2 separate regions of the Homo sapiens genome follow, and region 2 is linked to region 1. Evidence: chromatin contacts called from ENCODE Hi-C data. All regions are on one chromosome and are shown on one strand. The core of a region is the stretch at or near the end of the contact, and the rest is flanking DNA. Distances in the headings are between cores, read along the strand shown.

What was found. Hi-C counts contacts between places; a loop is a spot of excess contacts on that map. Pooled maps may share reads with other maps.
Region 2: a loop to region 1 is called in a map with no recorded cell type, with 2.8 times the contacts of the local background. The contact joins two enhancer-like sites. A Hi-C loop is called at or near these places in 1 of 168 maps with a recorded cell type or tissue (A673), 1 of 37 single-sample maps with no recorded cell type and 1 of 50 pooled maps.

Annotation. Positions count from the first base shown.
Region 1 is chr3:189,510,404-189,516,455 of GRCh38, forward strand. No RefSeq gene overlaps it. Among named protein-coding and RNA genes, the nearest start is that of TP63, 120 kb to the right of the region's middle. Within about 2 kb of position 3,033, at least 4 of the 41 ENCODE cell types and tissues checked have a DNase peak (open chromatin) inside an H3K27ac peak, as active enhancers do.
Region 2 is chr3:190,198,507-190,204,558 of GRCh38, forward strand. No RefSeq gene overlaps it. Among named protein-coding and RNA genes, the nearest start is that of P3H2-AS1, 81 kb to the left of the region's middle. Within about 2 kb of position 3,450, at least 4 of the 41 ENCODE cell types and tissues checked have a DNase peak (open chromatin) inside an H3K27ac peak, as active enhancers do.

The DNA of each region.
Region 1 (6,052 bases), core at 1,783-4,282:
GTGAGACTTTGTCAGCTTTGGAAGCCAACTAGTTTATGATTATGCCAATCTTGTGCCAAGAGCTCTCAGCTTATCGGTATGTTTGTGGTTGAAGTCCCAACATAAGTACACATTTTATTTTCTGTTGTGGCTTCTGTGTGATATTTCCTAAGAGATAAAATCATTTTTGGTAATAATTTTTTCCTAACTTTTTAATGTATTTTTAACAATTTTCTATTAAAAGGCTTATTTCAACACCATAACACAAAGTCTAAATGTATGTTCTTATTTGTTTACCTTTGATTTTTTCTTTTACTGAAAAAATTAATAAATCATTTAGCTAAAATTACTGTTAATGTAATATGAATAAATTTAACTTACATAAATTTGGTTTAAATTAAGAATGTATAAGATTGATTTTATAAACCTACACACACACACACACACACACACTCACACACATGAATAAGAATGTAGCTTTCTGGAACTATAATTGTGTTCATATGAAGAATGCTACTTATAGCTGCCCAGGGACTCTACTTCTAAAGGGAAACAGATTCAGAAGCAGAAGTCTCAAAAAGAGAGAATTTACATTAACACTTGGCTTCTTATTGCCTCCATCAATACTGTTTCCCTTCCCCAAAAAACAGACAACTTCACCAAAAAGGAGGGAACTCCCTAGAACTTCTACCCTTCTACCCAGTGCCTCCAATTCTCTTTGCCCCAATCTTTTGCCTTCTGTGTCCAAATGACCTGCGTATTTCCACATACAAAGACACAAACATTTAGAGAGTTAATGCCAGATTTCTCTCACTGAATGGAAAAGCTAGAAGGTCTCTTAGAGAAAATGTAGTGCAAGATCTCTGGGCCGGGTGCGGTGGCTTACGCTTGTAATCCCAGCACTTTGGGAGACTGAGGAGGGCAGATCACCTGAGGTCAGGAGTTCAAGACCAGCCTGACCAACATGGTGAAACCCTGTCTCTACTATAAATACAAAAATTAGCCAGGTGTGGTGGCGGACGCCTGTCATCCCAGCTACTCAGGAGGCTGAGGCAGGAGAATCACCTGAACCCAGGAGGCGGGGGTTGCAGTGAGATGAGACCATACCATTGCACTGCAGCCTGGGCAACAAGAGTGAAACCCTGTCTCAAAAAAAAAAAAAAAAAATCTATGTACTTGGCCTACCCTTCCCTACCCTACCATCTGCTCTCATTTCACAGATGAAATGTCTGAGGCTCAGGGAAGTTAAGTGACTTGCCCATACTCTAGCTTGGTGAAAACCTAGGACTCAAATATTCTCAGGAGTTCTATTTCTCTTGCTTTATAAAATGAAATTATTATAATATAAAATTAGCTAAATGTTAACACAATAGCTCCAATATGCTCTTCAGGATTGTTTTATGTGCATAATACATGTACATTAATCCTGTGTACAGAATTCACTTGTTTAACTCTTGGTTATCCATACTCATAGAAGCAACACTCGTTTTGATAAGCATCAGTTGTTGAGTAGAACACCAAAGATCATTGGAGCTTGAAGACACGTTTGGTATCACTACTCCAACACACCTATTAGCAGGGAAACATAGACCTGAAGAAGGCATGCAAATTCTCAAAATCACTTAGTTGTTAAGGAAGCTTCTAGAATATGAGCAATTAATTTTGTTTTATCTTAGGCTTAATATTTTCAGAATTCCATGATAAATAGTGTGAAAATTGTGACTACCAAGTATCTCACAAGAGAAAAAGAGAAAGCTTATAACGAAAGTCCAGAAGTGTGACTTGAGCTCTCTTAGTGATCTCAGATAAACATCTCTAGGCTTGTCAACTCCACCAACTGTCAAATGGGGGCAATAGAGTAGAAGACCTTTACAGTTCTGCTTTTTTCTGAAAACCTTTCTTTTCAATGAAACTGGCAGCTTTGAGAACCAGTCAGTTGACTATGATTTTACTGAATGATTGGAGAGAAAACTCTATATTAAGCCATGCTCCACTGCAGAGGTATTTTTTCCAGGTTGAGAACAGCTATGGAACAATGCAATTGGAGCACTGATGTAATTACTCATGTCCATGGAAGTGTGCAGGCTTTCCTCTTTGGTTCTCTAGATAGAGGATATGTGAGTCTCAAGAGTACAAAAAGGGGAAGCTGGGCACAGTGGCTTATGCCTGTAATTCCAGCACTTTGGGAGGCTAAGGCAGGAGAATTGCTTGAACCTGGGAAGCAGAGGTTGCAGTGAGCCCTGATCATGCCACTGCACTCCAGCCTGGGAGACAAGAGTGAAACTGTCTCAAAAAAAAAAAGGCACAAGAAGGGGAAAAAAAGAACAAGAGAAGCTCTTGAGGTTAAAGCATCTTACACTTCATACACATAATTCTTTTTTGGTGAATATTTTGTTTTCCTAAAAAGTAAGGGCATCTTAGAAGAGGCCTCTCTGTGAATAGTCTCTTTGGAGGAAATGGGGTAAATAAAAGCACAAAGTCTCCAAATTACAAATAATCTGGAGACCATGCTCTCACAAGCTCAATTTATCAAGAGCAATGAGGAAATACTTCCTAATCTTCATCCCAGGGTGATTTAGGCCCAGAGCTCTTGAGAAAGTAAGGTGGGTGTAACCTAGTCTAAGTGACTGGTTCTTCATGGGGTTTAAAATGGCTCAGGGGAGAAAGTGCAGATGATAGCAACATCACCTGTGGTGACTTTGCTCTCTCAGAGCTTACACATTCTAATGAATGCTCTGGAAGGAAAGGGCACCAGGTGATCTGCAGAGTAGCTTTTAGGGTCAAAATGTTCCTACCATGCTGCTGGTTATTCTTTCTGGCACAGACAAAAGTGCACTTATAACACCGAATGCAAATAGCATACCCTTGCATCGGGTCCCTTTCATCAGAGCCAGTGGTCCTATCAATTCGAGGAATTTCATTTTTGGTATCCTGAATAGTGAGGATAAAAAAAATATAGGTGTTTTTTGCTCCCAAGGGCTGGAAGAGTTTTTCACTCAAGAGCCAAATTTGTCTTTCTATTGTAGATGAGAGGGTGAGTGTAGGTGTTTGTTTTACATCAGGATGACAAGCTGTGCATACCTTTCTGAGGCGAGGTCTGGGTGTACTGGGGTGTGTCCCAGAGGAAGTCAATGTTCAGAGCTTTATTTTGTGTGTGTGAGCTATTCAGTTTAATTATACCCATGCTGCCAACTTGCTTTTTATTATTACTCTTATTCACTTTAATATTCCCTTCCCTTGGCTAAGCATAAAGAGAAGGTTCGTTATTATTTGAACAGCTTTACATTTATGATGCCCCGTTAGTTTGCAAAGCTGGAGACTTCACTGTGAAAGCGCTGTAATAATACTCAGGGAAGATGAGCTCTAATCCTACTTCTAGCTTGGCGCACAGGAGCTTCGGAATTGCTCAGAATTTAAAGGCGCTTCACTGACATGAGGGAGGAAAGGGATAAAACAGGGCAGAAGGGAGGAACTGGGGATCATAGGAATGAGACTGACAGTACATATGTCTCTGTTCAGTTTTAAATTTTGGTAAGTAGAATAACAGATTATACATTGACATCTTGAGAACAGCAGCTGTCAAAACTGTCAGTCAAAAGGAGATTGATTCCATTCAATTATTTGTTAAACCAAGAAGTTTAAAGATAGGAAAGAACTATGAGGCCATGCAACTCATTTAAAGTCCCTCTGCTTCGCAAATTTATTTAAGATCAGCATCTGAGGGCAAAATAAAAGTTTATTATTATTTCATGTTAACGTAATAGCAAAGATAAGGAAGAACAATATTGTATTAGGCCATTCTCTCATCTCTCTAAAGAAATACCTGAGGCTGGGTAATTTATTTAAAAAAAAGGGGGGAGTGTTTAATTGGCTGATGGTTCTGAAGGCTGAACAGGAAGCATAGCACCATCTACTTCTGGGGGAAGACTTAGGAAGCTTCCAGTCATGGTGGAAGGGGAAGGGAGAGTAGAGTAGGCATGTTGCGTGGCCAGAGCAGGAGCAAGAGAGAGCAAGCAGGGAGGTACTACACACTTTTATATTACTAGATCTTATGAGAACTCAATCGCTATCACAAGGACAGTACCAAGGGGAATGGTGCTAAACCATTCATGAGAAATTCACCTCCATGGTCCACTCACCTCCCACTAGGCCCTAACTCCATCATTGGGGATTACAATTCAATATGAGATTTGGGCAGGCACACACAGGATCTATGTTCTGATGATACATAGATGTGATAAGTGCTAAACACTGGTGATTCAGAATTGGTAAAACTCAATTCGTGTCCTCAAGGAGTGCACCATCTTTTATGGTAGTCAGCTGTGAGCCAATAATGCAAATGTCCTGTGATGGGTGAAGTCACTCAAAAGGTGTGTACCAGCGACTGAAGTGGAAACCAGTAGCTAATATTATGCTTACATTTGACCTGCAGGCTGCAAGGCACAAATAGGTACTCTCTTGCCAAGTTCATTAAATAAACGGGATAGCCCTGAGTTCCACGTCTGCGGATTTCTTTGCTTTTGTTGACTGTGTTTTCAAAATGTGAGTTGCAAAATGAAAATATAAGTGCCTTCTATTTTGGGGAAGAGAGAGATTACACTACACTGTTTCACATATTGATTCCTATAGTTTTGTAGCCTGTACCTCAACTTTTGTGCCACTAAAATAGAGAATACTAATACTGACTTTCTTCACAAAGCATGAAGATGAACTAACATATCTTTAAAATTATCTGAAAAGATGTAATTTATCTTTTTTTTTTTTTTGAGATGGAGTCTTGCTCTGTTGCCCAAGCAGGAGTGCAATGGCATGATCTCGGCTCACTGCAACCTCTGCCTCCTGGGCTCAAGAGATTCTCCTGCCTCAGACTCCTGAGTAGCTGGGACTACAGGCATGCACCACCACACCTGGCTAATATTTGTATTTTTAGTAGAGACGGGGTTTCACCATGTTGGCCAGGCTGGTCTCGAACTCATGACCTCAAGTGATCTGTTCACCTTGGCCTCCCAAAGTGCTGGGATTACAGGTGTGAGCCACCGTGCGCAGCCTGAAAAGATACAGTTTATCATATTAATAACATGATGGATTCAGAATTGTAGAGCTGGAAGGCCTTTAGAGAACTTTTAGTCCAACTTTAGTCCTCAAATTTTAGCATGCTTCAGAATCACCTGAAGGGTGTCAAGAGCAGATTTCATGGCCCATCCCCAGCATTTCTGATTCAGTAATTAAATGGTGGGGCATGGGAATTTGCATTTCTAACAAGTTTCCAGGTGATGCTGATGCTGCTGGTCTGAAAACCATACTTTGAGAACTACTGATCTTGTCCATCCCCTTTAGTGTAAAGATGAGATCACTGAGCACACACTGCCTTTCCTGCCAACCCACCCCAAATAAACACACGATCTAATTAAAGACTGTAGTTTTGTTACACAAAAAATGGCTTTAAGACAAATCTCCTGACTGTTCTTTTAACCAAATCTCAAACAAAAATGCCCTTCTAAAGAGAAGAAATTGGAGTCCATATAATTTTATTTTTCAACTTTAATAAAATAACTTGTGTGGCTTATTTAATTCACTCCTTCCCAATGGCAGATGTCTGAAAACTGATTGGAAACTTTGAGAAATTCCTTTAATATCTCTGTGTTTTTATTCTTTCCATCTGTAAAACGGGGTCAGCTGTATTGTGCCTCATGTGTAAATCTGTGTGCGGTGAGGTTTAGCGGGTAAGTGACTGCAAAACATGTTGCAGATGGATGTGTTATGGGGGAATGCTTAATATCAAAGTGAGATGTCATTTTCTTTCACTCTGCATCTGTAGTTTGTAAAACAAATGCTTCTAAATTCACAGTATTTTTCTCACATGTACTATTTTTTCCAGGGTGATATTTTCTCAAAGACTCATGCTGACTTAAGCTTCTGGAACCTTGTGGGTGGATGTGCTAAATTAAAGACTTGTATTTAAATTTTCTGCATAACACTTGTGGGCTGAATGCATCACAGTGACTGAGGAAAGTAGAGAGTTTTCTAGTCCTGAGAGGCATGAGTAGAACTGTGTTGGTCAGAGGACTATGAA
Region 2 (6,052 bases), core at 2,200-4,699, 690 kb after region 1:
CATTTAGGCTATAAGTCTGCCAATTTTATATTTCAAATGTGAATTTCATCATGAGAAAAAGTGGATTTTATTAATCTCTTCTCTATACAAGCAAAGCGTAACTACATTTTTCTCTCCTTTTTTTAAGGGAGCAGCACTAATACCTTACAATTTTTACTACAAAATGATGGAGCATAAATATAATTTTTGGAAAAAAATTAATTCTTTCATATAAAAAGGCAAACAGAAGGCTATTATTATTAAAAGATTAGTAAAATTATTAAAATGAGCAATTAGAGAACATTAAGCTAGACAATTTACCACATGTACATCCTATTATTCTGTGCACTATACATTAAGCCAAGTACAATGGAGGTTAAAAAGCTCAGAAGAATCCAGATCATACCAAAAGACTTGGCAAGTTCCCTTGACTTCTTTCTAGATTGCTACTACTATTGAAAACAATAATTACTGTTTATTGTGTTCTTAGTATTTGCCTGACACTGTGTTAAGTGTTTGAAAGTATTGTAGCATTCATCTTGATAACTCTGTCATGTAGACATTATCATAAATTCATTTTATAAATGAGAAAGTCTGAGAATTAGAGATGCTAAGTTACTTGCATAAAGGCAGAGAAAAAAATGTGGTAAGGCAGATATTCAAAGCCAGATTCTTCTGAGTCCAAAGTGAATGCTCCCAACATCTAAGCTAATACTCATTTTGAGATTTCAATTCTAAGTAATTAACAGAAAGATTATGTTGTTAATACAACATACCTTAACATACCTTACATACCTTATTTTACTTTTTATTGTGCTTTGCTTTATTGTGTTTTGCACATATTGCTTTTTTTTTTTTTAATAAATTGAAGGTTTATGGCGACCTTGCATCAAGCAAGTCTACTGGTACCATTTTTTTGACAGCACTCACTTCATTTCTCTGTGTCACATTTTGGTTATTATTGCAATTTTTCAAACTTTTTAATTGTTATTATATCTGTTACAGTGATCAGTCCTCCATTACAATAAGCAAGATAGTCTGAGAGATTCTAGAATATTTCTTTTTTCTTCTTCAAACTTTTTTGAGTGTGACTTGCAGTATGAAATACATTTTTATCGCAACCCAGTATACATATAGATGCATATATTTAGCTGAAACAGTATCTCACAGAAGTAATATTTGCCCTTACTATATTATTAAACTCTGACATTTTACTACCATATTTTATTTTATTTTTTTATATTGCTGGATGCAATGAACTAAATTGGTTTCACAACTCAGTAATAGGCCATAACTTACTATTTCAAAAGTATTGGCTGAAAAAACATTAAGAGAGGTAAATGCTGATAATCTGTGTGCCCTAGAGGAAGAGAAGGACTCAGGTAATGTACAGGCCATGTTAGATGATTGTTAAAAGTATGAGGTTTGGGCCAGGCGTTGTGGCTCACACCTGTAATTCCAACACTTTCGGAGGCTGAGGTGGGTGGATCACTTGAGGTCAGGGGTTCTTGACCAGCCTGGCCAACATGGTGAAACCCCATCTCTATTAAAAATACAAAAATTGGCCGTGCATGGTGGGCACACCTGTAATCCCAGCTACCTGGGAGGCTGAGGCAGGAGAATCACTTGAACCCGGGAGGCGGAGGTTGCAGTGAGTTGCGATTGTGCCACTGCGCTCCAGCTCCAGCCTGGGCAACAAGGGCAACAGCAGTCTGAATATATATATATATATATCTCCTCAGGGATAGGAGCAAGCAGGAATCATTTCTTTTTTTTTTTTTTGAGACGGAGTCTCACTCTGTCGCCCAGGATGGAGTGCAGTGGCACCATCTCAGCTCACTACAAGCTCCGCCTCCTGGATTAACGCTGTTCTCCTGCCTTGCCTCCCCAGCAGCTGGGACTACAGGCTCCCGCCACCACACCCAGCTAATTTTTTGTATTTGTAGTAGAGATGGGGTTCCACCATGTTAGCCAGGATGGTCTCGATCTCCTGACCTTGTGATCCGCCCGCCTCGGCCTCCCAAAGTGCTGGGATTACAGGCGTGAGCGACCGCACCCGGTCAGTCATTTCTTAATAAAAGAGTTGCCTGGCCTACCTCTTTAAGAAGAACAGCAACTCACCTTGCAAACATAATTCAAGTATATGTGTGTGTGTGTGTGTATATATATATACACACGCATATATATGTGTATATATATATTTATGTCAAACCTCATATATATGTATATGTGTGTGTGTATATATATGTCAATATATTTTTATGTCAAACCTCATATATATAATATATATAATATTAATAAAATATATTATATATTATATATATTATATATAATAAAATATAATATATATTATATATAATATATAATAAAATATATTATATATTATATATATTATATATAATAAAATATAATATATATTATATATAATATATAATAAAATATATTATATATTATATATATTATATATAATAAAATATATTATATATTATATATATATGAGGTTTGACATAAACCTCAGGGGTGGGGGTGGTGGAAGGGAGAGCATCAGGAAAAATAGCTATTGCATGCTGGGCTTAATACCTAGGTGATAGGTTGATAGGTGCAGCAAACCACCATGGCACACGTTTACCAATGTAACAAACCTGCACATCCTGCACATGTACCCTGCACATTTACCTATGTAACAAACCTGTAGATCCTGCACATGTAACTTAAAATAAATAAATAAATAAGGCTTTAGAATGAAATTGAGTTTAGGGCCATGAATACAGTTTGACGGGTGTGGGCACAGAGGTGATGTTTGGCATCAGAGTAGATAAGTTATTTGAAGAGAGAAAAACAAAAAGAATAGAGTAAAGCAGAAGATGAGAAACTAAACTCTACTGAGTACCCACAGTTCTGCAGTGGAGTAAAGAAGAAGAATTAGAGAAAGTACTCTCTCTATATAGTATTCGTATATGTATATGAATGAAGGATTTAGTAAAGTATAATTTATGGTAATAGTTTTTACCGTCAGAAGTATTTTCTTTATTTTATATTGAAGTTTTTGTTTTAAGATTAATACTGTTGGCCGGGCGCGGTGGCTCACGCTTGTAATCCCAGCACTTTGGGAGGCAGAGGCGGGCGGATCACGAGGTCAGGAGATCGAGACCATCCTGGCTAAAACGGTGAAACCCCGTCTCTACTAAAAATACAAAAACTTAGCCGGGAGTGGTTGTGGGCGCCTGTAGTCCCAGTTACTCGGGAGGCTGGAGAATGGCGTGAACCCGGGAGGCGGGGCTTGCAGTGAGCCGAGATCGCGCTACTGCACTCCAGCCTGGGCGACAGAGCGAGGCTCCGTCTCAAAAAAAAAAAAAAAAAAAAAAGAAAAAGATTAATACTATTGTCAGTATGCTGGTTCATTGTGGAGTATAAAATAATTTATTCTTCTCCATGAGCAAGTCGTGATCAGTTTCTTGTCTAAAAACCTTCCTATAAGTCCAGGAAAGATGGCTTATTCTGCCATCTTGTGGCTTGTTTTATTATGTTATCACTGTACATTGAGAAGTAATGGGTTAAAAGAAAACCAAACCGAAATTTACCCGAAGGTGTATTTTAATTATAGTACATACTAAGTGTATATTGGAGGCCAGGCAATAGAGCTAGGAAAATAAAAATATGAGGTATATCCTTCTCTTAAGGTTGATATTGGGCACCCGTTCAGAATATTCCTTCTCATAAAGTTCTAGGAAATAAAATCATAAATTAAGTAGGAATAAGCCTAACATGAAATGAACAAGATATTTATAAGGAAAATTGTAGAACCCTACTAAGGAACATAGAATAATGAAGGGATATATTGTAATTGTTAAAATATTTATTATTATAATATGCATACATCTTCCAGAGTAAGCTACAGGTCTGAAAATATCACAGGCAAAACCCCCAAAGAATGTTGTTTGTATATTTGAATATTATAACTTGGTAGTATAGTTCAAATGTAAGAGAAAATGTGAAACAATAACAAAAGAAAAATGAAAAAGAAAGGAGAAGAAAAAGGGCTTGCTTAAGATATAAAATGCACCATAACATAACAGTCATTAAAAGACACAAAATATGCAAAAGTAAACAAGTAGGCCAGCTGAATCGCATAGAGTCCAGGAAGAAACTCATGAAAAGTATTGACAGCTGATATTTGAAGTGACATTTTAAGTTGGTGGGGGAAAAAGAGAGCAAGTATTTCATGAATGATGTTTTAAAAATTTACCACGCATTGGGAAAAAATAGAGTTGTTTTCAACTTTAAGCTATATACCAATATGAATTTCTTATGTTTAGAGAGCTAGATGTGACAAAAAAGTCTATGTAAGTGTGATATGGTTTGGCTGTGTCCCCACCCAAATCTCATCTTGAATTGTAGCTCCCATAATTCCCATATGTTGTCGGAGGGACCTGGTAGAAGGTAATTGAATCATGGGGGCAGTTCCCCCATACTGTTCTCATGGTAGTGAATGAGTCCCATGACATCTGATGGTTTTATAAGGGGAAACCCCTTTTGCTTGGCTTTCATTCTCTCCTAAACTGCTCCCATGTAAGATGTACCTTTCACCTTCTGCCGTGAGTGTGAGACCTCCCCAGCCAAGTGGAACTGTGAGTCTATTAAACCTCTTTTCTTCTTTGTAAATTGTCCAGTCTTGGGTATGTCTTTGTCAGCAGCATGAGAACAGACTAATACATTAAATTGGTACTGGTAGACTGGGGTACTGCTGTAAAGATACCCAAAAATATGGAAGTGGTGTTGGAACTGGGTAACAAGCAGGTGTTGGAACAGTTTGGAGGGCTCAGAAGAAGACAGGAAAATGTGGGAAAGTTTGGAACTTCCTGGAAACATTTTCAATGGCTTTGACCAAAATGCTGATAATGATATGGACGATGAAATTCAGGCTGAGGTCATCTCAGATGGAGATGAGGAATTTGTTGGGAACTGGAATAAGGTGACTCTTGCTATATTTTAGCAAGGAGACTGGTGGCATTTTGCCACTGCCCTAGAGATTTGCAGAACTTTGAAATTGAGGGAGATGATTTAGGGTATCTGGCAGAAGAAATTTCTAAGCAGCAAAGCCTTCAAGATGTGACTTATGTTCTGTTAAAAGCGTTCAATTTTAAAAGGGAAACAGAGCATGAAAGTTTGGATAATTTGCAGCCTGATGATGTGATAGAAAAGAAAAACCCATTTTCTGAGGAGAAATTCAAGCCAGCTGCAGAAATTTGCATAAGTAATCAGGAGACAAATGTTAATCTCTAAAACAATGGGGAAAATATCTCCAGGGCATGTCAGAGACATGCAGCAGCCCCTTCCATCACAGGTCCAGAGGCCTAAGAGGAAAAAATGATTTCCTGAGCCTGGTCCAGGACCCCTCTGCTCTGTGCAGCCTAGAGACTTGGTGCCCTGCATCCTAGCCACTCTAGCCTTGACTAAAAGGGGACAAGATACAGCTCAGACCATGGCTTCAGAGGGTGCAAGGCCAAAGCATTGGCAGCTTCCAGGAGGTGTTGGGCCCGTGGGTGCTCAGAAATCAAGAATTGAGGTTTGGGAACCTTTGCCTATATTTCGCAGGATGTATGGAAAAGCCTGTATGTCCAGGCAGAAGTTTGCTGCAGGGGCAGGGTGCTCATAGAGAACCTCTTCTAGGGCAGTGTGGAAGGGGTTGAAGCTGCCACACAGAATTCCCACTGGGACACTGCCTAGTGGAGCTGTGAGAAGAGGGCCACTATCTGCCAGACCCCAGAATGATAGATCCACTGACAGCTGGCATCGTGCACCTGGAAAAGCCACAGACACTCAGCACCAACCCATGAAAGCAACCAGGAGGGAGGCTGTACCCTGTAAAGCCACAGAGGCAGAGTTGCCCAAGACCATGAGAGCCCGTCTCTTGCATCAGCGTGACCTGGATGTGAGACCTGGAGTCAAAGGAGGTCATTCTGGAGCTTTAAAATTTGACTGCCCCACTGGATTTTGGACTTGCATGGGGTTTTAGCCCCTTCATTTTGGCCAATTTCTCCTGTTTGGAATGGGTGTATTTATCTAATGCCTA